Regions from separate parts of the Homo sapiens genome. Here regions 2 and 3 are each linked to region 1. The links are chromatin loops, found by intact Hi-C in ENCODE. Cell type or tissue: endothelial cell of umbilical vein. All regions are shown on one strand.

Region 1 (8,000 bases):
CAGCCTTCTTGTGTTTAAGTATAAGTGTTCTCTTTATGGAAACCCAAAGCTTCCCTTATTTAAATTTCAAGGATGTTGAAACATTGTAATGTTTCATTACAATTAATGAAACATTACATTAAAATGTAGAGTCTACATCATGTACCTGTTTTCTTTTTTTTTCTTTTTTTTTTTTTTTTGAGACAGTGTCTCACTCTGTCGCCCAGGCTGGAGTGCAGTGGCGCCATCTCGGCTCACTGCAAGCTCCTTCCTCCTCCTGGGTTCATGCCATTCTCCTGCCTCAGCCTCCTGAGTAGCTGCAACTATAGGCACCCACCACCACGCCTAGCTAATTTTTTGTATTTTTTAGTAGAGACGAGGTTTCACCGTGTTAGCCAGGATGGTCTCGATCTCCTGACCTCATGATGTGCCCACCTCGGCCTCCCAAAGTGCTGGGATTACAGGCGTGAGCCACCGTGCCTGGCCCTGTTTTCTTTTTTAAAAAATGTTTTATATTTTTAATTACCCTTTTAACTGAACCTGTTTTCAATTCATGTGAATATACATAAAGTATAACACTAAAGAGTTAAAGAAAATATCAAAAAACTCTCCCAAGAGGTGTCAACTGAGTAATAACAACCTAGTTGGAATTAAGCCACTTTGACAAGCTACACTTTCTGAGTGCTTATGTACCAATTGCCTTAACAGACATTTATTTCTTGGTGTGACAGGCTGCTGACCTTAGAACATAAGCCCAGCCCTGGGTTTCCCCTTCCAGATAAAACTCTGTTATCAGACCAGAGCTGGCTTGCTCAGACACAGTGCCAGCCTACCTGACCACACCCTGCCAACAGCAGCTGCTGAGGAGTAAGACTGAAGTTACCCAAATGCTCGTCCAATGGGCTCACATGTTAAAGACCAAATAATCCCCCCGGATCATGATCTCCTCAGTCCTCTCATCTCCGGAAATGGAGCTACCATCCTTTCAGTTGTTCAAACTAAAAAGCTAGGAATCGTGCTTTGATTCGTCTCCCCCCAACCATGTACATCTAATAATACAGCTAATTCCAACAGCTCCTTCTCCAAAAGATGTCATGACTCTGTGAGCTACCTTCCATCTCTACTGCCATAATCCTGGTCCACACTTCATCACACCTGACCTCAGTTATTGTGATAGCTTTCTGTTTTATTTTATTATTTGAATTTTATTATTTTATTTTATATGAGACATGGTCTCACTCTGCTGCTCTGGCTGGAGTGCAGTGGTGCAATCATAGCTCACTGCAGTCTTGAACTCCTGGGCTCAAGCAATCCTCCTGCCTTAACCTCCTGAGTAGCTGGGACTACAGGCACATGCCACCACACTTGGCTTATGTTTTTATTTTTTGTAGCGATGAGGTCTCACTGTGTTGCCCAGGCTGGTCTTGAACTCCTGGCCTCAAGCAATCCTCCTGCCTTGGCCTTCCGAAGTGCTGAGATTACAGGCATGATCTACCATGCACGGTCCCATAGCTTTCTCAGTGATCGCCATATTCCCAAACTTGCACTTTCTAATGGCCGTCAGAATGGTTCTTAGAAACCTATATCAGACCATTTCACGCCTCTGTGTGAAATCTCCTATATCTCTCACTGCAGTAAAATAAAACCCAAATTCCTTACCTTGGCCTACGAGACTGTTACTTGACCAGACTCTTACATACTTTTCTGACTTCACCTTCATCCCTAAATGCCACGCTCCAGTCACTCTGGGCCTTCCTTTTGTTTTCTGAACCCATTCAATTTGTTCCAGCCTTTGTATAAGGTGTTTCCTTTCCCTGGAACACTCCCTCCACCCCCTTGTCTTCTCAAGGCTGGATATGTTATTCTGATCTCATCTTAAATTACCACTTCCTCAAAGAGGTCCTCTGTGACTCCGCAGTCTAAAGTAGCCCCCACCAATCCGTCTCTATCCTATTTTAACTTTCAAGAGGATATTTTTCCTCTTTATTTCTTTTTCCTAGCTGTCTCCCACCCAGTGGGAGACACTTTCAATAGCTTGTTAGTAATCTAATATTTTTTTCTGATTGTAATAGTAGTGCATACTCATTGTAAAGTATTTGGAAAATACAGACGCAATAGTGCTTTGGCTGGGTTAGAGTCCCAGAATGTGAACTTTATGAGAGCAGCAATTTTGACGTGCAGTTTTCTGCTATATCCCCAGCACCTGGAACAGTGCTTGGCAAGTGAAAGGTGTTCCATAAATATTCAGTGCATGAATAAAGTTTTCTCTTGGTGGGGTTGATTTCTGAGTTGGTTCCATCATGGGTTGGTTATCTTTATCTTCCACTCTAGACTGTCTTCCTTCCTGTCCACTCATCTGATAATCTACATGCCCCATTCATCACTAGGGAACCCGTCACAGGAAGGGAGTGGGTGAACTAGCATAAGTGGAATAGCTAAATTGAAAAGACTCCAAAACTTATGCCTTGCTGCATACAAATTGTTAGCAATATCCTTTTGCTTATTAGAATATTCTGAATTAATATATAGATGTTCTAACACAAATTCATCTCTTTAGCACTTTGCTATCTCTACAATAGAGAGGGAAGAAGCATTGTTCTATTTCTCACTGAAAAAAGAGTATTACAGAAATGATTTTAGAAGTTTTAAAAGTGCTATTGAAATGCTATTTTAAATACAGAAATGCTATTTTAAACATGGAGAATTAAAGTCCAGAGCCATATCATCTAGCAATCTAACAAAAGGAAACGTAACTTTGGGCTTTGAAACCAGACTATGAACAGAGGCTAGTTCTCTATTTTAAGCAATGTCTTCCATGAGTGGGTATTTTTATATTGATATCTCCCCCACTTTCAATAGCTTATTAGTAATCTAATTTTTTTTTTCTGATTGTAATAGTAGTGCATACTCATTGTAAAGTATTTGGAAAATACAGACGCAATAGTGCTTTGGCTGGGTTAGAGTTTAAGGGTGTGTGTTAAAGCCCGGTAGAGGAACATGTGGTGTGAGACAACACTGCCCCCTAGAGGTCTTTGTGTGCCGCGGACTGACCGGGCCACCCAACCTCCCGAGACGTCCCGCCGCTTGGAGAAGGCTCCTGGACAACGAAGTGCGTCCGGTGATTTCAAGGTGGGGCTAGGAGTCTTGTGAGAGGAAACTCGGTCCTGACCCTATGTGAGTGCTGAAATTCATAGAACTGTGTAGACAAAAGTCAGTTTTATTGCATGCTAATTTAAAAACATTTAAAAATAAAATAAGCTTTAAATGCCTTTAAGACATAATTTAAAATAACTTTAGAAAAATTCCAGTGAGAGACTCATCCCATAATTTAGCCACTCCTTCTGATGCTAGACTGCTGCACTGTTCCTATCTCTGTATAAATAAACCTGTATTGGAAACTCTGGGGGCATAAATCTTTGTACATATTTAAGATTTTAAAAATTAGGATACAGCTCAGAAGTGGAATTATGGAGAAGATGAGTATAAATGTTTTTTAGAACTCTTGATATCTGCCGCCAAGTTGCTTTCCCTTCAAGGTCGTGTCAATTGCCGCTCCCACCAGCAGTGACTGAGATTAAATGGTTTGGGTATTATTGAGTACATGAAATTAGAAGACATATTCAGGGTTGGTTGGGGAATTGCCTCCTGGTTGAGGTGGGGTGGCGGAGAAGTAGGAGAGAAACGGAGGTGGGTGCGTGTGTAAACCAGGAGAGAAATAGACCTTCACGCCTGAGGGTTATCTGCTTCAGGTTTTTGTGCTTCCCCAGTAACTCCTATTTTGCTCCTTACCACTTTCTTTAGGATTGATTTTTATTTTCTTATTTCTTCTTCACCCTCTCTTCTGGCCGTAGTGTAGGAGCAAAGTTAGGCTACCAAAGCAGCAATACTATCCTATGTAATCAACCAAGCAACGTTTTTAAAACACCAATCATATGAAAGGCACTGTGCAAGCCACCCCTGCCCTCGGAATTTACAGTGCAACAGGGAAAGGTGAGGTTAGTGTGACTTCCCTGCCCAACACCACCTTTCTCCCTCCTAAGTTGCTAATGGTAATGATGAAAATAATGTCATCATCAGGTATTATTTAGCTATTGGAAGAAACCACTCGGTGTCGAGTTCATCAAGGAATCTGTCACAGATGTGAAATCAAGCCAGGCCTAGCAAGGATGAGTGCATTTAATTGAATGCATTTCAGGTAGAGAAATGCCATGTGCAGAAGTGATGGCCTTTGGTAAGGAGTATGGGACTGTGACTATTTCCCCTTGATGACCTTGCATGAAAATAAACAAACAGCATTTGAAAAATCTCCTCTCCTGAGGTGACTAGAAGGTGACTCAACAGTCCATTTCCATGCATCAGCTTGCTGGAGGAAATGGAAAGGCCTATTCCCCAAAGCAGTGTTTGTCTCACAGAAATAGAGATATTATGTGTAATAAATTGGGAAAACTTGTGAAATGAAACATCTGTTCTGCATGCTTAAGCACCAAGGCACTTGCAAAATATGAATTTTTACTCCATATTCCAAATGCTGTGATGATGAGCTGAGAATGAGTTTGGAAGGTTCATCTCTTTCCAATAAAAAGGTTCATCATGCCTCTCTGACTTTTATAATTATTTTGGAACATTTTAGATAGGAAATTGAAAGAGGAGGGAAAGAATGATGACAGAACTGAAGAAGAATTGATGAAAGGGTCAAAAAGCTAAAGAACTTTGAGAAATGGATTTTATGTGCAGTCAACAATGCCTTCAGCTAATTTAACCAAATCAACAAAGCCATTAAAATGTATAATGATTTTTATTTTGCTACAAATCTATGTAGAATGAAAGATACCTTGTGAAATGCAAAATCTTCCATATTTGGGATCTAAGCACCTGCATAGATGTTTGAGAAAACGGAAGGTGGCTATTCTTTTATTGAATGTTTTTAGAACATAATGCTACTCCCCCCTGCTCACTCCACCGCAATAAATACTTTATTCACTCTGGATGCCCTCAATTTCCCCTACCAGCTAGGAGCTGTGTATCACTCTCCAATGTACTGTTGATTTTCAATCTAGACCAGTCTCCAAGGTTACTCTTGACTTTAAAATATACAACACCAATTTGCAGGTTCCACCAGATATCCAGGTGTGAATTTTTCTGAGGCCAATTTAAAGAACAGACTGTCTTTTTTTCTTACCATGGTGCTGCATATTATTGGTGCTAATGCTACACCTAAGGGATTTCAAAGCTCATTTCCAAACATCATCTCATTTGAACTTAACCAGAATTGGGAGATGGACTGTGCAATTATTTTTACCCAGCATTCCAAAAGGGGAAAAATAAGCATCTGAAAATGACTTTCCCAAGGTCACACAAAGAACCAAGACAAGACACTACGTTTCCTAACACCTATTACTCTGTTTTGTATTGTATTATATACTTTATGCTTGAACATAACCAGGCAAGTCTTTTTCCTTGAAAACTCTCAGGAGAAATGTTCTCTAGTCCCAATCCCTTGTCTAATTTCTACTTAAACCTATATGCTCCCCCATTTCTCCTTCTCGGTAGGCATGGGGGATCCCACACTGCAGATCCCACATGCCTATCAAGAGAGTAGTGACCTTATAGAGTCCCACATGGCAGTGTAAAGCAGTGAGAGTCACATCTTGGGTCCACGGTGGACTGATCCAACCATGTGGGCAGTGGTCAGAGGGGAGTTTTTAACCAGCAGTGGACCAGAATGGGTCACATCAGCAAGGTTGGTGCTGCAGCAAAGTGGCCATTGGGATGATAAAGGGATAGTGATGCTCACGTCCCAGTGTGGATGGTGGGAGAGCATGCATGTTGCTTTCTGTGATAGTATCCATCATGGTACATGAGGGCACAGTCGTTTCTCCTAACTCTGGAACACCAGGTTTCCTCCTTGACTCTCTCAGGATTCTCAGGTAAGAGAGGAGAGGCATGTGTGAGGGATAGGAGGAAGCCGAAAGGAAAACGAATGGGCAGAGATGACATAAAAGGCATATTTAATGAGGGATTGCCAGGGCAAAAGAAATAGATTCCCCTTTCTTTGACATAATTTTCAAATAATCATTTGTATCAAACAGCATTTCCCCCTTGGGGATTTTGAGGGACAGGTAAGGCCACCACCCCAGTGCCTGAATTTATACTTATAGATACCTGCCTAAGACACTGGATGTGTCTTGGAGGGGGACTGTGGTCCTGCATTAGGTAGGTCGGTGCTAATGAGCTAATGAACTTTGGTTCAAATTGTAGAAGTAAACTGACCACTGTTCCCCAAAGTTGATACGGCCTGGGTGATACTTCTCAGACTTTCGAGTGCCTAAGAATCACCTGAAGATTCCGATTCAGTGGGTTTTAGGGTGGAGCCTAAAATCTTGCATTTCCAACAAGCTCCTGGTGATGCTATGATGCTAGTCCGTAGACCAGCTAAGTAGCAAGGAGCCAGGGACATTCAGATTACACTATGTATGTGGTTTTGCACCCTGATTTTTTTTTTCCTTTTAACCTCTTAAAACTTTTTGCTTAACATTTTACATAAATGTTTTCCCTATGATATTAATTATTCTTTAGACTCATAGTTTTTAATAAATGTGCTATTTAGTTACTTGGATGTGTAGTGATATATTTGATAACTACCTTTTGTTTGAAATCTAAAATGCTTCCTGTTTTTACCTGTCGTAAATCATGATGTCATGAGCATCCCTATTTATAAATCTTTGTTGGCTTCTCTGCACCAAAACTTGCAAGCAGGACAGAGCATTCCATTAGGGAAAAAAAGAAAGAGAGAGAGAGAGAAAGACAGAAAAGTATATAAAAGAAGTTGAAAATACTGTTTTAAAACAAATATTGACTGATCTCTAATGTCCACATCCAAGGCACTTGATGACAGGAATTATAGAATATTCAGAAAAATAGAGTTTTTCTTTCACTTCTGCTATAACGTGTACTTGGAAACTACACCATAAAGTATAAAGCTCGAAAGTGGCTGGAATTTCTGCATACGATGTATTGTAATTACAGATTGCGCTCCAAGATTTGTTATAAACTTTGTGAAGGGAAAAAAACACAAGCTGTGTTTTGTATATTAAACATTAAAATTGTAGGCTATATCGTATGCAATGGAAGGAAAATATGCCACATACATTGAATTTTTTAAAACTACCATACCATAATTTTGCATAAAAACTAATAAACAAATTGTATTAAATGGGAAATAGTTAATAATTTGGCCTCTCTGGTTTGCTGCTGTGTTGCCAGGTCCTGGCTCCCATTAAGGTGACATCTAGCCTATAGGCCATTGAATAGAAAAAAGACATTCCTTCCTCAAGCACTTAACTTCCATTCAGCCAAAGCTTATGTGTATTGATTTTGTTGCAAGACACTGTACTGCCGTCTGCTAGAAAATGGTGTAGCAATAAAATCCAAATGTAAAATTTCTACATTGTGAATAGTACTTCCCAGATGTGGTGCACAGTCTGCACAAGCATAGGCACTGGCCCTACATCTAAATAGATTTTTCTGGAATGAAAGAATGAATGTATTCTATTGATCCTGGTTATGCTTTGAAGCTGTAATCTGTCAGTACCCTCTGTGGTCACTAGATAGGAAGTTGGAGAATATTCAGAGTGATAAAGAGAAGGGTAATGGGAAAGTCTAAATGAGTGCTTCTCAAATTTTAATGGGCGTATGAATCACCCAGGAATCTTGTTAAAATGCAAATTATAATTTGGATGTGGGGCCTGGGATTCTGCATTTCTCACAAGCTCCCAGCTCACTTATCATCTGATAAGAATGCTGTTGGTCCATAGGCCACACTTCGAGTAGAAAGACTCTAAAACAACAGTCAATCTTGGCTTCTTGCTAAGTAAATATTTTTTAGTAAAAATTGTCACTCTTAGTTCATTGAAATTGATTCAGTATTCTGTTAATTTCTGTGTTGAATCTTGGAATGGAAAGAAACTTCCAGGTGATTCTAATGTGCAGCCAAGGTTGAGAACCACTGGTCTAGTGAAAAG
Region 2 (8,000 bases), 270 kb before region 1:
CTAAAAGGAAGTTCATAGATAACGGCTAATCAAATTACACTGAATTGAACTGGCCTGCATGTGCTTAAAGAAAGTGCCCATGATGTGATCAGGAAGCAAGCATGTTTGAGGGGAGGGCCACAGGAGGCTCTGTCATGAGAGAGTGAGGTCTTGTCTTTTGGTTGGGTCCTCATGAGATCTACCTCCTAATGGCTCTATAACATCTGACTTATAGAGGTGCAAGTTGACTTATAAGGTGCAAGTTGACTCTTGCACCTTATCTTTTTGTAAAATATGTATAATTATGTTGTGATGGTGTTGTGAGAAGAAAATGAGTATATCTGGAGGTGCCAGGTTCATTGTGCATGGTCACAATTTTATTTATTTGTTTATTATTTATTTATTTTGAGATGGCGTCTCACTCTGTTGCCCAGGCTGGAGTGTAGTGGCACAATCTCAGCTCACTGCAGCTTCTGCCCCCTGCGTTCAAGGGATTCTCCTCCCTCAGCCTCCTGAGTAGCTGAGATTACAGGCATGCGCCATGATGCCCAGCTAATTTTTGTATTTTTAGTAGAGATGAGGTTTCCCCATGCTGGCTAGGCTGGTCTCGAACTCCTGATGTCAGGTGATCCACCCACCTCAGCCTCCCAAAGTGCTAGGATCACAGGGGTGAGCCACCGCGCCTGGCCCACAACTTTGTTTTAAGCAGTCATTATAGGTGTGGATCAGACATCTTTCTAGCTTTAAGCGCTATTAACCTAAAGCAATTCTGAACTTGCAGACAGAGGGGTTCCTGGAGGGATCAAATATTAAAAGGCCCCCAGACATCCTTACCTGCATGGTAGGGCTCTAGGTGCGGTACCACAACAGAGCTTATTAGGATGGAGAGTCTAAAACAGTGTTGATCATTTCTCCCTCCCCTAAACCCCTAGGGATTATGGTTGGCAGGTGTAATTATCCTCTCTTTGTGGAGGAGGGAAAAAAATGAAGACTAGAGGTGTCAAATGGAATGCTTAGAGTCACGTGTAAGATGCCTTGCCAGGTTATTACAAACTCTTGCTTGTTCCTTTTTTTTTTTTTTTTTTTAGATAAAGTCTTGCTCTGTAACCCATGCCAGAGTGCAGTGGCACAATCTCATCTCACTGCAACCTCCCCCTCCTGGGTTCAAGCAATTCTCCTCCCTCAGCCACCCAAGTAGCTAGGATTGCAGGCACACACCACTATGCCCAGCTAATTTTTGTATTTTTTTTTAGTAAAGACAGGGTTTCACCAGTTGGCCAGGCTGGTCTTGAACTCCCAACCTTGTGATCCACCTGCCTCAGCCTCCCAAAGAGCTGGGATTACAGGCATGAGCCACTGTGCCCGGCCAACTCTTGCTTGTTTTATGCATAGTCTTTGAATACAGTGAATTTAAGAGTATAATTTAGAGTATATTGAATCACAAGTTTATCCTGGTAGGTCAGCGTGAGTAAAATAAATAAGTTAGGGAAAGGCTGGAAGTCTGTTCTTTCCAAATGCGGAGGATTGCAAACAGGTTGGTAGGAGATTTTGAAAGGTCCAGGTTTGCATGTACAAAAGGGCCACTGCAACTATGAGGCAGTTGAAATTTTGGGATTGTGCACAATTTATAACCTCCATAATGTGCAGCCCCACAAAGGATTGCCTTCATTCTTTGTGTCTTATTCAAGTCAGGAAACAAGCCGGTGATCATCCTGAGACTAAACTTAACTGTAAAATTCTACATTGTGGAAATGCATTGTACAATATGTCTTAACCAACAGATTGAATTAACAAACTGTTCTTTCTCTTTAGAACTGGTTTCAAAATAAAAGCCAGACCACCACTTAGAGAGAGACACAGAATGTTCACTGCCAGGGAACTGCATGATTCCTCTGCCAAAGGCCACCCATTTACAAGAATCCAGGAAAACCAGGTGGAATCTCCCAATGATGACCCTGAGCAGAACTTCTTGTACCCAGGAAGTTCTACTGGGTGGAGCTGGCCACTCTTCCGTGGAGACACAGGGGACTCCCAATTAACATGATGGCTCAAATAACTGTAGCCTTATGGATTAAAAGGAAACTAAGCTGTGATTTGGAGTATCCAGGTGATACAGAAAATGGCCCTTGTCGATGTAGATCAGCATTATTTCCTTATCCTTCTGCATCTCCTCCTCAGTATTCTGAAAGGGACAAGCCTGAGATGGGGGAAAGCCAGCATGCAAGGCCCTCCCCTTTGTGCTGTGTTCATGGTGTGCACGGAGAGAGGCAGCAGCAGGAGGAACAGAAAGGTTATTTTCTTTACTGACTCTTTCAAGGACATCAGCAGAATGGTTGGGAATGTCATCATGAGCAGCCTCAGCCTCAGAATTACCAGGAGAAGCTGGTCTTCCAGGATCAGGTTCTAATGTATATGAGTCACAGGATTTAGGGAAGCAGGCACTTTCCCTTCAGTCCCAGCAGCATGGTTGATGTTCCCAAGTAATGGAGAGTCCCTGTGCTCTCAGTTGTGGCACACACCTTTGCAAATAGTGATCAGATCTCCACAAACGCCTCTTGGGTAAGATATGCAGCAACATAGCTGGCTGCAGAGCAACCCAGTTCCCAAATCCAGCAGCTCTTGGATGAGAAGTCTGCAAGTGTTTACTGCTGGGACCAGGACTGTGTTTCTAGGAAATGGTGCTAGGCTTCAGAGAGCATCATCCACAGGTCATCCCACAACCATCCACACAGAAGCCTGAGGAAAAGGGCTCTGCAGAGCTTGCACATAAAGATGCTGAACTCAGGAAGGCTCTGTGAGCTGCTGGTCTCTTCTGGTAGGGCAGCAGTGTCCTGAGAAGGTGGAGCTAGAGTATGGAGAACAAAACTAACAAGCACCAAGGCAGCAAGCAAGGCAACCCCCAAATGACAGCAGTTGCCAAATCCAAAGCAATCTGTGCTTCAGAAGACAGAGGCTCTGCACAGTCCCTGTCTCAGACATTGTCTCCTCCTTAGAAGATACCTAACAACAGCACTGTGGGAGGCTGAGGTGGGTGGATCACCAGGTCAGGAGATCAAGACCATCCTTGATCTTTAGTAGAGACGGTGAAACACTGTCTCTACTAAAAAATACAAAAAAAAATTAGCTAGCCGTGGCGGCGGGCACCTGTAGTCTCAACTATTTGGGAGGCTGAGGCAGGAGAATGGCCTGAACCCGGGAGGCAGAGCTTGCAGTGAGCTGAGATTGCGCCACTGCACTCCAGCCTGGGCAACAGAGTGAGACTCCATCTCAAAAAAAAAAAAAAAAAAAAAAAAAAAAGATACCTAACAAGCAGTACAAGAATATGAAGGACCCCACTGCCCAGACTTTGTATGGAGGGGTGTCTAAGGTGGCTACAGCAAAGCTGTCATCTCCATCGACCGGGACAGCATCTCCAGCCATGATGTGTGGCCTGCTGGAACAGCAGCCATGTGTCCTTTCACAGACAGCCCACCAAAGCTCTGACTGTGAAGGACATCCCAACATCAGCCTAGCCTGCATACACTTAAGGCATAGAATCACCTGAGGCTTCTCCGTTGAAGACAGGGACTCCCGATGGAGTTGCAGCCCCAGCTTTGCACTGTAAAGAGCCCCAGGGGGCTTCTGTGCTAGAGCAGGTGTGCAGACCCCTCCTCACCCCCTTCACTGAGAGCTGCTGCCTGGAACCAGTGTTTTGACTGAGTCACCTCTGGACGTGGGCCCACAAGATCTGAGAGTGCCCAGACGAGAAGTTGAATGCCTTGTGTTGACCTGAGTGTTTGGAAAAAAGCCCCAAACTTTGAAACAATTTTCATAATTTTGAGCTTCAGGATGTGGAATCACTTCTCAAGTATTCTGGAGTTCTGTCCATCAGAGCGGGTCCTGCCAATGCTGCCCTGTGCAGCGCTTCAGGCTGCATCCCTCCCACTAGGGGGCGCCTTTCACATAGTGGCGCCTGCCTTCTAGAGGAGCAACATTTCCTGAACTGCAGGGTTCCCTCGGGGCTTTGTGTAAAACACATCCACTGCATAGAATTTGTGTTATTTCCATTTTGTTTTCTTGACAATATTTAATTAATTACAAAATGATGTATGTTATGATAGTTTAAGCAATACAGAGAGTAACCAAACAAAAGCTTGGTCTTTTATTCTCGCACTCTGAATTTACAGTCCTGAAAACTCTAAACTCATCATATAATCTATATTGTAAAGACTTTGATAATCCCTTCCCTTGCCTTTCCTTTCCCCATTCCCCCTTCCCCTTCCTTCTTCTACATTGTATGATGTTTTTCATATTTACATTCTAACCAATTGTGTCATGTGATACTAATTTGCAGAATAAAGCATGTTTTGCACATATTTCCAAGTCATATAACATGCAGACATACTTCATTTTGTAAATATCTTCCTTCTCTTACTATAAGATTGAGAATAGGTAAAGAGCAACTCTCCAATGCAGGTGATGAGTGTGATTTGCACTATCACTTTGGACAGCCAATTGGAATATTTATTGAAGTCATAGATGCCCAGCAATTCTGTTACTGGATGTGTCTCATAGACAAACTCTTGGACATTCTTATAGAACACTGAGCCCAAAGAAGACACATCATATAATGTAAGAAGCTAGGACAGCTTAAAAAAAAAAGGCCTAGATCTGTGTAATTGTGTGAGTGTTCTCGGACATACTGTTTGTAAAAAATCGAGTTATTGAGTAGTTTGATAATATGATAATCATGAAAATAAAGGATAAAGCAGCGAGTAATTATTATTCTTCGATATATACCTGCATTCACACATGGAAAAGATACAAAAAAATGAATGGGGTTTACATTCACTAAATTACTAAAGTTACATTTGGATAAGGAAGAAAAATGTTTTTTTCTTTAAAGTTATGAAACATACCTTGTAAAATCAAAGGCACAGCACTTTGATTCAATGAATAAAAGAGATACCACAGATTTGTCCCTCACCAGTGAGGGGTGAGGTATTCCAACCCTGCAAGCAGATGTACATGTTGAAACTATCTTCAAGAAAACAGAACCAGGGCTGGGCGTGGTGGCTCATGCCTGTAATCCTAGCACTTTGGGAGGCCAAGGTGGGTGGATCATGAAGCCAGGAGTTCGAGACCAGCCTAGCCAATATGCTGAAACCCCGTCTCTACTAAAAATACAAAAATTAGCCGGGTGTGGTGGCACGCGCCTGTAGTCCCAGCTACTCAGGAGGCCTAGGCAGGAGAATTGCTTGAACACGGGAGGCGGAGGTTGCAGTGAGCCGAGTGCACTGCACTCCAGCCTGGGCGACAGAGCGAAACTCCATCTCAAAAAGTAAATAAATAAATAATAACAATAAAATAAAAATAAATAAACTACATTTCTCTCAAAGTCAGCAGCTTGATCTATGTCCAGGAATGACCGAGCATAGCTTGGAGGTTAGAAACAAGATGGAGTCAATTTTGTCAGACTCAAATTACTGTCATAATTTTGCAAAGGTGGTTTCAGAAGGTGACCCTGTCTTTGGAGCCAAGAATGGGGAGTTAGTGCCTAGAGGCAGAATTGAGATTGGCTTGTCATTACTTGAGATTGTATTTTAGGCTCTAGAGAGAAAGGTCTGAGCCTGGTTCTGGTGGGAATGTTGGGCCTCATTCCCCGGCAGGGGCAATTGGAACTTTGAGCAAGCTGGGAGTGTGAAATGAAGCTCTAAAGACGTCCAGAGGAGATGGACGTCTTCTGGCTGAAAGAGACACTCAGATGAAGATGATGGGAGCCAAGGGGCCATGGTGGGGTGAGAGAAGAGCAGTCATGCATTCCTCTTCCCAGGAGAGGGCAGATCTAGACAAACATCCTGTTTGCACCTCTGAGCTAAGATGGCTTCTGAAACCAGAGCCGAGACACGTGGCTGGAAATCTCCTGCCAGCTGCCTGAAAGGGGCACCCTACAGAGACCACTGGCTTTGGGCTTAGAAACTACCCAACTGAGACACAGTTATTTTCAACCAGTGAGGTCTGAACCAGTTTCAATCCTCATTTGCATGTACAGACCATATTGACGTCTAGCGCAGGACCTTTCCCTATTTAAGCCAGGACCTCTTTTTGTTCTTTGGAGCTCAATTTTTGTCTTACACTGGAGCCTGTGTCTCCCCGATCCGTAGATTTTGCATTTATTTATTGTTATAGACAATAAAGCCTTTAGGCCGGGCGCAGTAGGTCATGCCTGTAATCCCAGCACTTTGGAAGGTTGAGGTGGGCAGATCACTTGAGCTCAGGAATTCGAGACCAGTCTGGACAACATAGTGAAATCCCATCTGTACAAAAAATACAAAAATTAGCGTGGTGCAGTGGTCTGAGCCTATAATCTCAGCTGCTCAGGAGGCCAAGGCTGGAGAATTGCTTGTGCCCAGGAAGCAGAGGTTGCAGTGAACCAAGAACGTGCCACTGCACTCCAGCCTGGGTAACAGTGTGAGACCTGGTCTCAAAAAAAAAAAAAAAAAGATTTTTTTCTTTTTCTTTCACACACCTCATGGTCTCTTGCTAACAGGAGCTGATAATTTGTGTTTGGTTGCAAACAAAGGACTTTGTACCCCACACAGAGTCTCCAGGGCTCACAGTGTAGTCCCTCCACTCTCCAACCAGCTCCAGCTGGAAGCCAAGGTTGGAGAGAAGTAGAAGGGTGGCAGGTGGCAGTCCAGGTGCAGTGGGGAGCCTGCTGTGGGGATATGGATAGTTTGGATAGTCCCTGGTCATCTCATGGTGTCTCCTTAAAGGAACTAACCTGTCCCTCTGCAGCCTCCCCTGTCCAGGTGAAGTCCAGGTATGGAGAGCTTTCAGGTAAATAAAGTATTCACTCTCTTGAAAAGTGGGTTATAGTTCTTAGCTCAGACATGATGTGGCCAAAAGAAATTCCTATAGGAAATTTCACTGGTGTTTCTATCAACTTACAGTTCTCCATCTGGATCTTAGATCTTCTGTCACTTCATGCCCTTGGTAGCCCATCATAATAGTTGAAATGTCAGCTGTAGATGTGTTGATATCCTCAAGAATAGGAGAAGCCACTTTGGGAGGCTGAGGTGGGCAGATCATTTGAGGTCAGGAGTATGAGACCAGCCTGACCAAGACGGTGAAGCCCCGTCTCTAATAAAAATATCAAAAAATTAGCCAGGCAAGGTGGCCTGTGCCTGTAATCCCAGGAACTTGGGAGGCTGAGGCAGGAGAATCTCTTGAACCTGGGAAGTGGAGGTTGCAGTGAGCCGAGGTCATGCCACTGCACTTCAGCCTGGGCAACAGAGCAAGACTCTGTCTCAAAAAAAAAAAAAAAAAAAGAAAAAAAAGAATAGGAGAAGCTGATTCTGATGGAGGAGTATCTGCCTATTTGCATGCCCATTCTATAATTTTTTAAAAAGTCAAGTTGAGTTTTATAAATACCTAGACTGATAGGTGGAAGAAAAATAAACAATCATGGTTTCCACAAAAGTTTATTTCTTTGTGCTTTCTATCCCATAATCAAAATCTAATTGCAAAATCAAATACTTTATTCACTGAAAAGATTAAGTAAAATTGAGGAATTCTTATGGAAGTGTAATTGAAAAAAATGGTCCTATGATTTGTTTGTCCTCTCTGAAATTCCTGCTGAAACGTAATCTGTGAAGTAACAGGATTAAAACTTGGGTCCTTTAAGAGATAATTATATCATGAAGTCTCTGCTTTCTTGAATGGATTAATGCATTCCTGAGTGAGTGGGTTAATGGTTCAGTAGCAATAATGGTGTGTGAATTATCATGAGAGAGGGTCTGTTATAAAAGCCTGTTCGGCTCTGTCTCCTGCGACTTCCCTCCATGTGATGCTGTCCACCATGTTATGATGCAGGATGAGGCCCTTGCCAGAAGCCAACCAGCTGCGGCCCAGGGACTGTGGACTTCCCAGCCTCCAGCACTGTAAGAAATAAATTTCATTACATGGATGTATTACATGATGAAAAAAAAAAAAGATCAGGCCCAGTAACTCATGCCTGTAATCACTGCAGCCCTGACTCT
Region 3 (8,000 bases), 150 kb before region 1:
GAGTGGCGTAAGTTCAGGGCATTCTCAACCACTCTTCCTTTCCAGATGTTCACCTTAAAATTCAAGTTTAATGATGTGCTTGACATTTTCAAGTTACCTACCTAGAGCAAAGAAACTAGTTATCTATTAGAGAAATGCAGTCTTAATCTGTATGTCAAATATTTATCCAGGCATTGGATACAAAGATTGACATGGCTAGTCATGCCCTCGTGATCCTGCACTTCCCTAACATAACAAGATGAGTAAGCTGCAGGATTGTTCTGGCAATGGACAATAGCGGTGCTCAACAAGTGGATTTAGAATGAATGGACGGATGATAAGAGTTTTAACCATGAGAATAGAGAAGAGACCTCTCTTTGTGCAATTACCAAGCCACTCAGAGATCAAAGCAGTCTTCATTACTGTCCACTCTAATTGCCTGTGACTATTAGACCTCTCTATGGCTAACAGCAGGCCTGGCATCTTATGGTAGGTTTTACTGTTTCTCGCCAATCTTTCACTGAGAGGACTTTTGAAGGCAGGCATGAACCTGTGATGTGGGTCACTCCTGGGGAGAAGCAGAAAAGAGTGGGTATACATTTCTAAAATGCCCTCTCGTCTGCTGCCATGTCTTCTGTGATTATAGACAGATTGGTAGATATAAAGTTCTTGTACAAGGCCAGGTGCGGTGGCTCACGTCTATAATCCCAGCACTTTGGGAGGCCGAGGCGGCTGGATCACTTTGAGGTCAGGAGTTCAAGACCAGCCTGACCAACATGGGCAAAACCCTGTCTCTCCTAAAAATACAAAAATTAGTTGGGAGTGCTGGCACGTGCCTGTAATCCCAGCTACTTGGGAAGCTGAGAAGGGAGAATCACTTGAACCCGTGAGGTGGAGGTTGCAGTGGGCAGAGATTGCGCCACTGCACTCCAGCCTAGGCGACAGAGTGAGACCCTGTCTCAATAATAATAATAATAATAATAATAATAATAATAAAGTTGTTGTACAATCAAACATTCTGGAACCTGAGCAGATGCATGGAAAGCAACTGCCTGGATCTAGGCAATGGACTTGTACTCTGAGTGATATTTGGGGGTTGTTACTGCAGCACCCATCCTTCCTGGATACATTTGAATATTAACATGTTTGCCCTCTATTTACTTAAGAGTCTGTAGGCAATCTCAGACTACCTGGCTGAAACACCTTTGAGCCACAGAGAGGGACTTAGCAGCACCCTGCCTGAGCAGAATGGTCCTTATGTAAGTCCTGTTTGTAGGGTTGAATAAAGTGTTTTTAAGATGTCTCTAGGCCCTTTGATCTGAGGAAATTGCAGAGTGGCCTCATTGCCAGCCCTTGTACATATTTATTTTTTAATTCCCTTAATACTTCATTTGAAGCGTAAGTGCCTGGGGCCAGGCCAGGGCTGAAAGTTCTGATGACAACTTCAGGCCAAGCAAACGCATTCTGTGACCAGAGGGAAGGATCAGGGCAGGAAGGGGATGCTTGGCCCCCAGCTAGAGAGACGGCCTGAGAGAACAGAGAGAGGATGAGAGGGATGGGGATCCCGCAGAGAACCTAGACACTTACTGTACCCCTATACAATGTTCACAGGAAAGAAAAGAGGGAGTGGAGGAAGGTGTGAGGACTTCATGAAGTGATTCTAAAGCTCTTATGAAAGAATGACTCTCAAGGGTTAGGAAAATTGCTTAAAATAGGATAACTAGGATGAACTTGACCCATCTATGTTAGAGGGTTTTATAAAACTAGCATAATTGAAGTTGTATATTAATGACACAGAAATAGAACAATGAAGAAGAATAGAAAGGCTAAAAATGGGCTCAAGTATGTATATATACACGTATGTGTTCTATATGCATGATAAAGAGAGAATGCCAAAATCATAGGAAAACAATGACTTACCAATGAATCATTCTGGGTTAAATAAACATTTAGAGGAAGTGTAAAATCAGATTATTTTATTACATATACAAATTAAAATTAGAAGAAAATATAAGTAACAATTTATGTAGTCTTGGAAGGAAAAAGAGCTATCTAAGAATGTTATCAGACAGGGGAACCCAAAGTGATAATATTGATATATCTGACTACATAAGAAATACGTAAAACTTTTCTACTGAAAAGTAAAACACAATGTAAAAGAAAAGTGGTTATGTATTTGCAATGTACACAACAGATAAATCAATAAGAAAATAATGAATATCTAAATAGGAAAATGGCATAAGAATGAGAAGAGGAAATTCATAAAGGAAGAAATACTAATGGCCAATAGTACTGATACGTGAAAAATGCATAATCTTAGTAGTAATTTTTAAACCTTAATGAAACAGTAATATGTATCCCAAAATCTATGAGATAGAGTTACAGCTATACTCAGAGGAAATAAGTAACTTTGCTTTCATTACTAAAATTTTAAAAATAAAAAAACATGGACTGAAAATAGTTGAACTAAGTGTTCATCTTCTTAAAACAAATTTTTAAAACAACAAAAAAAGGACAAAACAAATAAATATAAAAGTGAAATTAATGAAATATAAAACAAATGACAATAATAGAAATAAGTTGGGCATGGTGGCTCATACCTGTTATCCCAGCACTTTGGGAGGCTGATTGGGGAGGATCACTTGAGGTCAGGAGTTAAAGACCAGCCTGGACAACATACGGAGATCCTGTCTCTATAATAAATAAATAAATATTAGCCAGGTGTGGTGGCGTGCACCTGAAGTCCCAGATACTTGTGAGGCTGAGGCAGGAGGATCACTTGAGCCCAGGAAGTCGAGGCTGCAGTGAGCCATGATTGTGACACCGCACTTCAGCATGGAAGACAGAGCAAGACCCTGTGTTGACAACGACAAAAAGCAATAATAGATATGACAAATTATCTCAGAAACTAGACTTTTTAAGAGTTGAATTAGACAAATACATGTTGATAAATCTGTATAAGAAAAAAAAAAGCCAACATATGTAGTAGCGATAAGAAAGGAGCAGAGATACAAAAAAGATAAAAAGAATTTTGAGATAACATATTCACTTCCTTTTAGGCATTGATCAGAATTGAAAGCAGCAAGAACTCAGGGAATTTGGCATCCCTTCCCATCCTTCCCTTGCTTTTGCTCTGTGGCTTGGGGTCAGATTTTACACTCCTTGCCCTGAAGCTCCAGGTGGTTTACATCTCCCTGGCTGAGGAGGAAAGCGGCACTGCTTTTTATCTGATGTGGAATTTAGCTCATAATCTTGGTGCATTAGGCAAGCACGACCATATAACAGTGAGTGTGATGTTAAACCATGTCTCATCACCTTCCCCTCCATCTCAGCCATGGTTGGGAGCTTCTACCTCTGGACTCCCCAGACCCTTTTCACATAGTGAATCCAAAATGTTCATGACCTTTTCTGATTCCTGCCCTTGGGGTGCTTGGGAACCAGATCCCATCAGTGTAGGAGAGATGACCACCCAGGAACTGCTTGCAGACAGCACAGGAAAGGGTCAGCACTGCTGGGCAAGGTGAGGTCTCCAGAGGATGCTCTCACTGGGGAAAAGGGTCTCACATGCAACTCGGCATATGGCTTTTGGTGGTACTTCTGTAATTGTCAAGGTCATAGATTCTCATGGGGATAGGAAGCTGGACACATCAGGAGCTCTGGGCAGGGCTGGAGGGCTGGACAATGAGTCTTTTTCCCCACACCATCTCACATCCCTTGGTAATGACTGTGGGGTTAAATGGCTTTCAGGATCTTTTCCAGGCTGTGTAGGAGATCGTTGATTAGTTGCATCTGGCACAGATATCGGGGAGGAGAGGGTAAGTATGTGTGCTAATGTTTGTCATCCTTGGCTTAAGAGGGCACTGCCCTGCAGGTCCATAGGGTACCCAACAAGGGGGTTGCCCCCAGCTTCATCATGCACCCAGTGAAGGCACCTTCAGGGACTTCTGCAAGAATCCTGTGCTTCCACCAGCTGACTTCCCAGGAAGCCCAAGAACAAGAAACAAGAACAGTGTAGAAGCTGGCGGAACAACAATGTCATTTCCATTTGAGATCCCCTAGGAGATCCCCACCATCCATCTGTGCACCGGACCCTCTGCTGGTGGCCTGATGGGTCCCAGGCAGAGTCCCTAAACTGTCCTGAGTTACAGGTTCCCAGCCTGAACCCCTTTGTCCTTTTGAAATGACGCGAGGTCATCACACGAAAATCACAAGCATATACTTAGTAGTGTTCTCCAAAAGAACCTGATTCAGAGAAAAGTCCAGATTCTTTCCCTGCTGATGCTGAGGAAAGAAAAAAGTGACTGCATTTGAGAGAGATACCCAAAAAGTCCGCAAAGGGAACCCAGAGAGAAGCCCACAAATCCAGCCCCGACAGGGCTCGGGCAAGAGCAGCAGCAAAGTCCTGTCTTGAGGGGATTCTGAAATTGCCTCGGCCACAGAGACCTGTGGAGGGGCAGGCAAGGAGAGTGTGGGGGTGGCCTGTGGGTCCTGCCCTAAAGAGATCACATTCTAGGCTTGGAAAGGAGACAGATGTATAGACAAGGAGCAGAGCATCCCGCCAGTCCCCGGGGCTTGCTGTGCACTGAGGGCTGTCGGGATCCAGCATGCTGAAGACCTGCGGTCACGCAGTAGGAGCGTGCGTCTGGCCCTGGCCCTGCAGGGTGGGGGCACAACCCCAGTGAGCAAAGCAACCAGGACAATCGTCGAGAGGAGGAAAGCGGGAGCATCCGAAGTTGCAGACAAGGTGCTCATGTGATCCCACCACTCACCTGGCTGGGCTTGAGTCTCTCTGGGTTTGCTGGCCTTGTCTTGGAGGCAACCAGCAGGGGGCAGCACGAGGCCACAGCACCAGCTGCACATGGCCACTGCTGCCGGGGCCAGGGATACTCAATTATCAGAGAAAGGAGGCTGTGTCCGTAACCATATTCCAAAATGAGTTTTGCTGTTTCTCTCTTGGATCCAGCTTAGAGCTGAGTTAAGCTCCAGAGAAGGGAATTGGGTCACACATTTTGGTGGAGGACTCAGATTCATTCATTCATTATTCATTCACTTATTCATTCAACAGTTATTGAGTGTGTATGTGGTTCCCAGCCCTTTTCAAGGCAGTGGGACTGCAGAAGTGAGTGATATGGTCTTGTACTAATAACAACAGCAGGGACTAATGTTTGCATGGCATTTATTGCAGGCCAGTGCTGTCCTAATTGCCTTGCTTATATCAGTTCATCTATTCCTTCAACAACCCTCTGAGGTGGACACTGTCATGATCCCAATTTTACCAAGACGGGAACTAACACACAGAGAGTGTATTATGTGACTTGCCCAGGTCACACAGGTGCAAACTGGTAGAACCAGGATTTGAATCCAGGCAGTCTGACTCCAGAATCCTTACTCTTTTTATTTTTATTTTTATTTTTATTATTTTATTTTATTTTTTTTTGAGACAGAGTCTCACTCCATTGCCCTGACTGGGGCACAATGGCACGATCTCTGCTCACTGCAACCTCTGCTTCCTGGGCTCAAATAATCCTCCTGCCTCAGCCTCCTGAGTAGGTGGGATTACAGTCATGCGCCAACATGCCCGCCTAATTTTTTGTATTTTTAGAGGTGGGGTTTGGCTGTGTTGCCCAGGCTGGTCTTGAACTCCTGAGCTCAGATGATCTGCCCCCTTCAGCCTCCCAAAGTGCTGGGGTTACAGGCGTGAGCCACTGACCCCAGCTAGATTCCTTATTCTTAATGACTTTGCAACACTGACATAACTTAAGCAGATAGCCAAGATGATATCAGATAACCATAATTCTTAGAAGAAAATAAAATGGAGTGTTGTAATGGTGACTGGGGTTGGAGCAACCTTAGCTTCAGTGGTCAGGTAGGGACTCGGGTGGTGGGGGGAATGGTGACATACAATCCAAGACCTGGCAGGGGAAGAGGATCATATTAGTGCTCAATCTCTGTGGACCCCCCGGTGTCCTAGAACACAGCTTAGGACCCCTTACAGAGGACCTTTTGTCCATGACCAAGCACCTCAACTCCTCACCCAGAGTCTCCGGGGTCAGCCCGAGCCAATGTTCTTCAGTGGGGAGTAGGCAGAGGTAAACCTGGAGACAGGCTGGGGAGGTAGGGGCTGAGCCCCCGCCAGTGGCAGGATGCTGAGAACATCAAGCACTGGGTTCTGGTTTCCATACTGGATTGCTGGTTTCCATACAAGCACTCAACACACACTCACACATGTACAACAATACACACAAACAGCCCCAAGCCCATGTGCACACAATTCCCCCCTCAAGGTCTCACGCATCCAGTGCCTCACGTGCTCTGAAGCTCCTCAGAGCTGTCTCAACCTCAGACCTCCTCCCTAAAGTCACAGGAAGCAGTGAAACCCTGGAAATAGGGAAGGTTTAGGTCTGCAGTTGGTTTTCACTAGCGGGGCGCTGGTCCGTTGAGGGAGATTATTTGGGGTCTGACACTATACAGTTAAGCAGCACTCCCTTCACCTCATGAGGGGCCTGTAAGGAATGGGAAAATGCTGGCTTCCAGGCTCCAGGGCTGCACTGTACGGTGAGAGGCAGGCAGAAAGCCACTGTGGTGTCTGCATTTCTTGGGGCAGTGGTTTCAAAACTGGCCAAACATCCGGTTCACCTGAGGAACCCATGAAGATGACAGATTTCTGAGGTTTTCACTCACTGGGTCCAGAATGAGGCCAAGAGCCTATGATTTTGTCAAGCATTCCAGTCAATTCTGCTGGTCACTACTCAGAAGAGAGGTACAAGGTGGCACAAGCATAAGCCAGGGCAGGGCAGGCTGGGCTGTGGGTTGGCAATGGCTAGCCTCACCCAAGGCATTTGCTTGGTTAATGAATGGCTGCTTGCCCCCAGCTTTTTTGAAACATACACCTGTGTTTGCTGGACAAACCACAGGTTCATAGTTGGGGACACTGTCTATTCCTCACACAGTGGCCACCAGGGTTGTAAGCACCCTTTCCCAGATGGCCCACTGCCCTGATCTCCTCCCCTCTTCCCAGCAGCCCATCAGCCACTCAGGGTTACCAGGACAACATCGTTTTATAAAATCTACTTCCCGGCATCTCCAGCCCAGGCCCTCTGATAGCAACCAATCCCTTTCCAGAATGGAAAAACCCTGAGCTTTGGCAGGCTCAAAAGCACAGACCAGTTACATAATGACAAGCAAACAGCCTTCCAGGTCAGAGGCTCTGCTGTGACACAGAGGGCAAGTCCAGGGACTGACTGTGACCCCTGGCACTGGTCCCCCTCTGACAGCCACAGAGAAGGGAGGCTGGCTGGCACCAGCAGGAAGAAGATTTGAAAGATATGAACACTGGGCCCTCAGCTGGTACCCCATTCCCCATCTTCTGGCTTGGACATGGATAAAGTGAAGCAGCAGAGCTGTAGGACTCTGAGAAAACAGTGTCCTGCAGGCACAAGGCCCTACAATTCCAGGATTCAGACCCAGGCAGGAGCCTGAGCCTCGAGTGTCACAGGCTTTGGTAGCTGTTTTCATTCAGACACAGGAGGCAAATTGTGATTATACTTGCTGTGTCTCTACTTCTGCAGACATAATTTAAATCCGAAGTTCCCACCTTGAGGCCAAGGTATATTTGTCATTCTAATTTACCCAGACTGTCTTTTGTAGAATTCAGAAGTAGCTGATATTTAGCCCACAATTACTTTGGACAGAATTGCCAGGAAACAAAAACTGAAAACAGGGCCGGGCACAGTAGCTCATACCTGTAATCTCACCACTTTGGGAGGCCTAGGTGGGGGGATCTCCTGGGCTCAGGAGTTCGAGACCAGCCTGGACAACATGGTGAAACCTTATCTCTACAAAATAACACACACACAAAAACTCAGATCCTGCCACTTTGCTCCTGAATTGGCTCCTACACTCTGGACTTGTGTGTGACAATTGATTCATTAAGTTTTAGAGGAAAGAAGTCTTTAGTGACCTATTTATAGATAGGGAAATGGAGGCCCAGGAAACCGACATGCCACTGAGTACATTAGTCA

The links. Hi-C counts contacts between places; a loop is a spot of excess contacts. Peaks named below come from ENCODE experiments on the same cell type or tissue, not always from the same donor. Only the 100,000 strongest peaks of a DNase experiment are listed, where the experiment ranks them.
Region 2: a loop joins it to region 1, with 22 times the contacts of the local background. A loop is called at or near these places in 4 of 110 quality-filtered maps.
Region 3: a loop joins it to region 1, with 13 times the contacts of the local background. A loop is called at or near these places in 11 of 110 quality-filtered maps.

The regions. Positions count from the first base shown.
Region 1 is chr10:79,774,534-79,782,533 of GRCh38, reverse strand. The region is part of intron 5 of NUTM2B-AS1 (NUTM2B antisense RNA 1); the gene reads left to right. Among named protein-coding and RNA genes, the nearest start is that of NUTM2B-AS1, 48 kb to the left of the region's middle. In endothelial cell of umbilical vein, a CTCF peak has its summit at 3,024 (motif pointing left); a DNase peak (open chromatin) is centred at 3,043; H3K27ac peaks cover 875 bases.
Region 2 is chr10:80,042,970-80,050,969 of GRCh38, reverse strand. TMEM254-AS1 (TMEM254 antisense RNA 1) reads left to right here. Exons shown (of 4, transcript NR_027432.1): 4 at 1,792-4,737. Among named protein-coding and RNA genes, the nearest start is that of TMEM254, 32 kb to the left of the region's middle. In endothelial cell of umbilical vein, a CTCF peak has its summit at 3,891 (motif pointing right); a DNase peak (open chromatin) is centred at 3,909; H3K27me3 peaks cover 685 bases.
Region 3 is chr10:79,926,398-79,934,397 of GRCh38, reverse strand. It overlaps the pseudogene BMS1P21. Among named protein-coding and RNA genes, the nearest start is that of SFTPD, 19 kb to the left of the region's middle. In endothelial cell of umbilical vein, a CTCF peak has its summit at 4,791 (motif pointing right); DNase peaks (open chromatin) are centred at 217, 1,937 and 4,827; H3K27ac peaks cover 988 bases; H3K27me3 peaks cover 1,105 bases.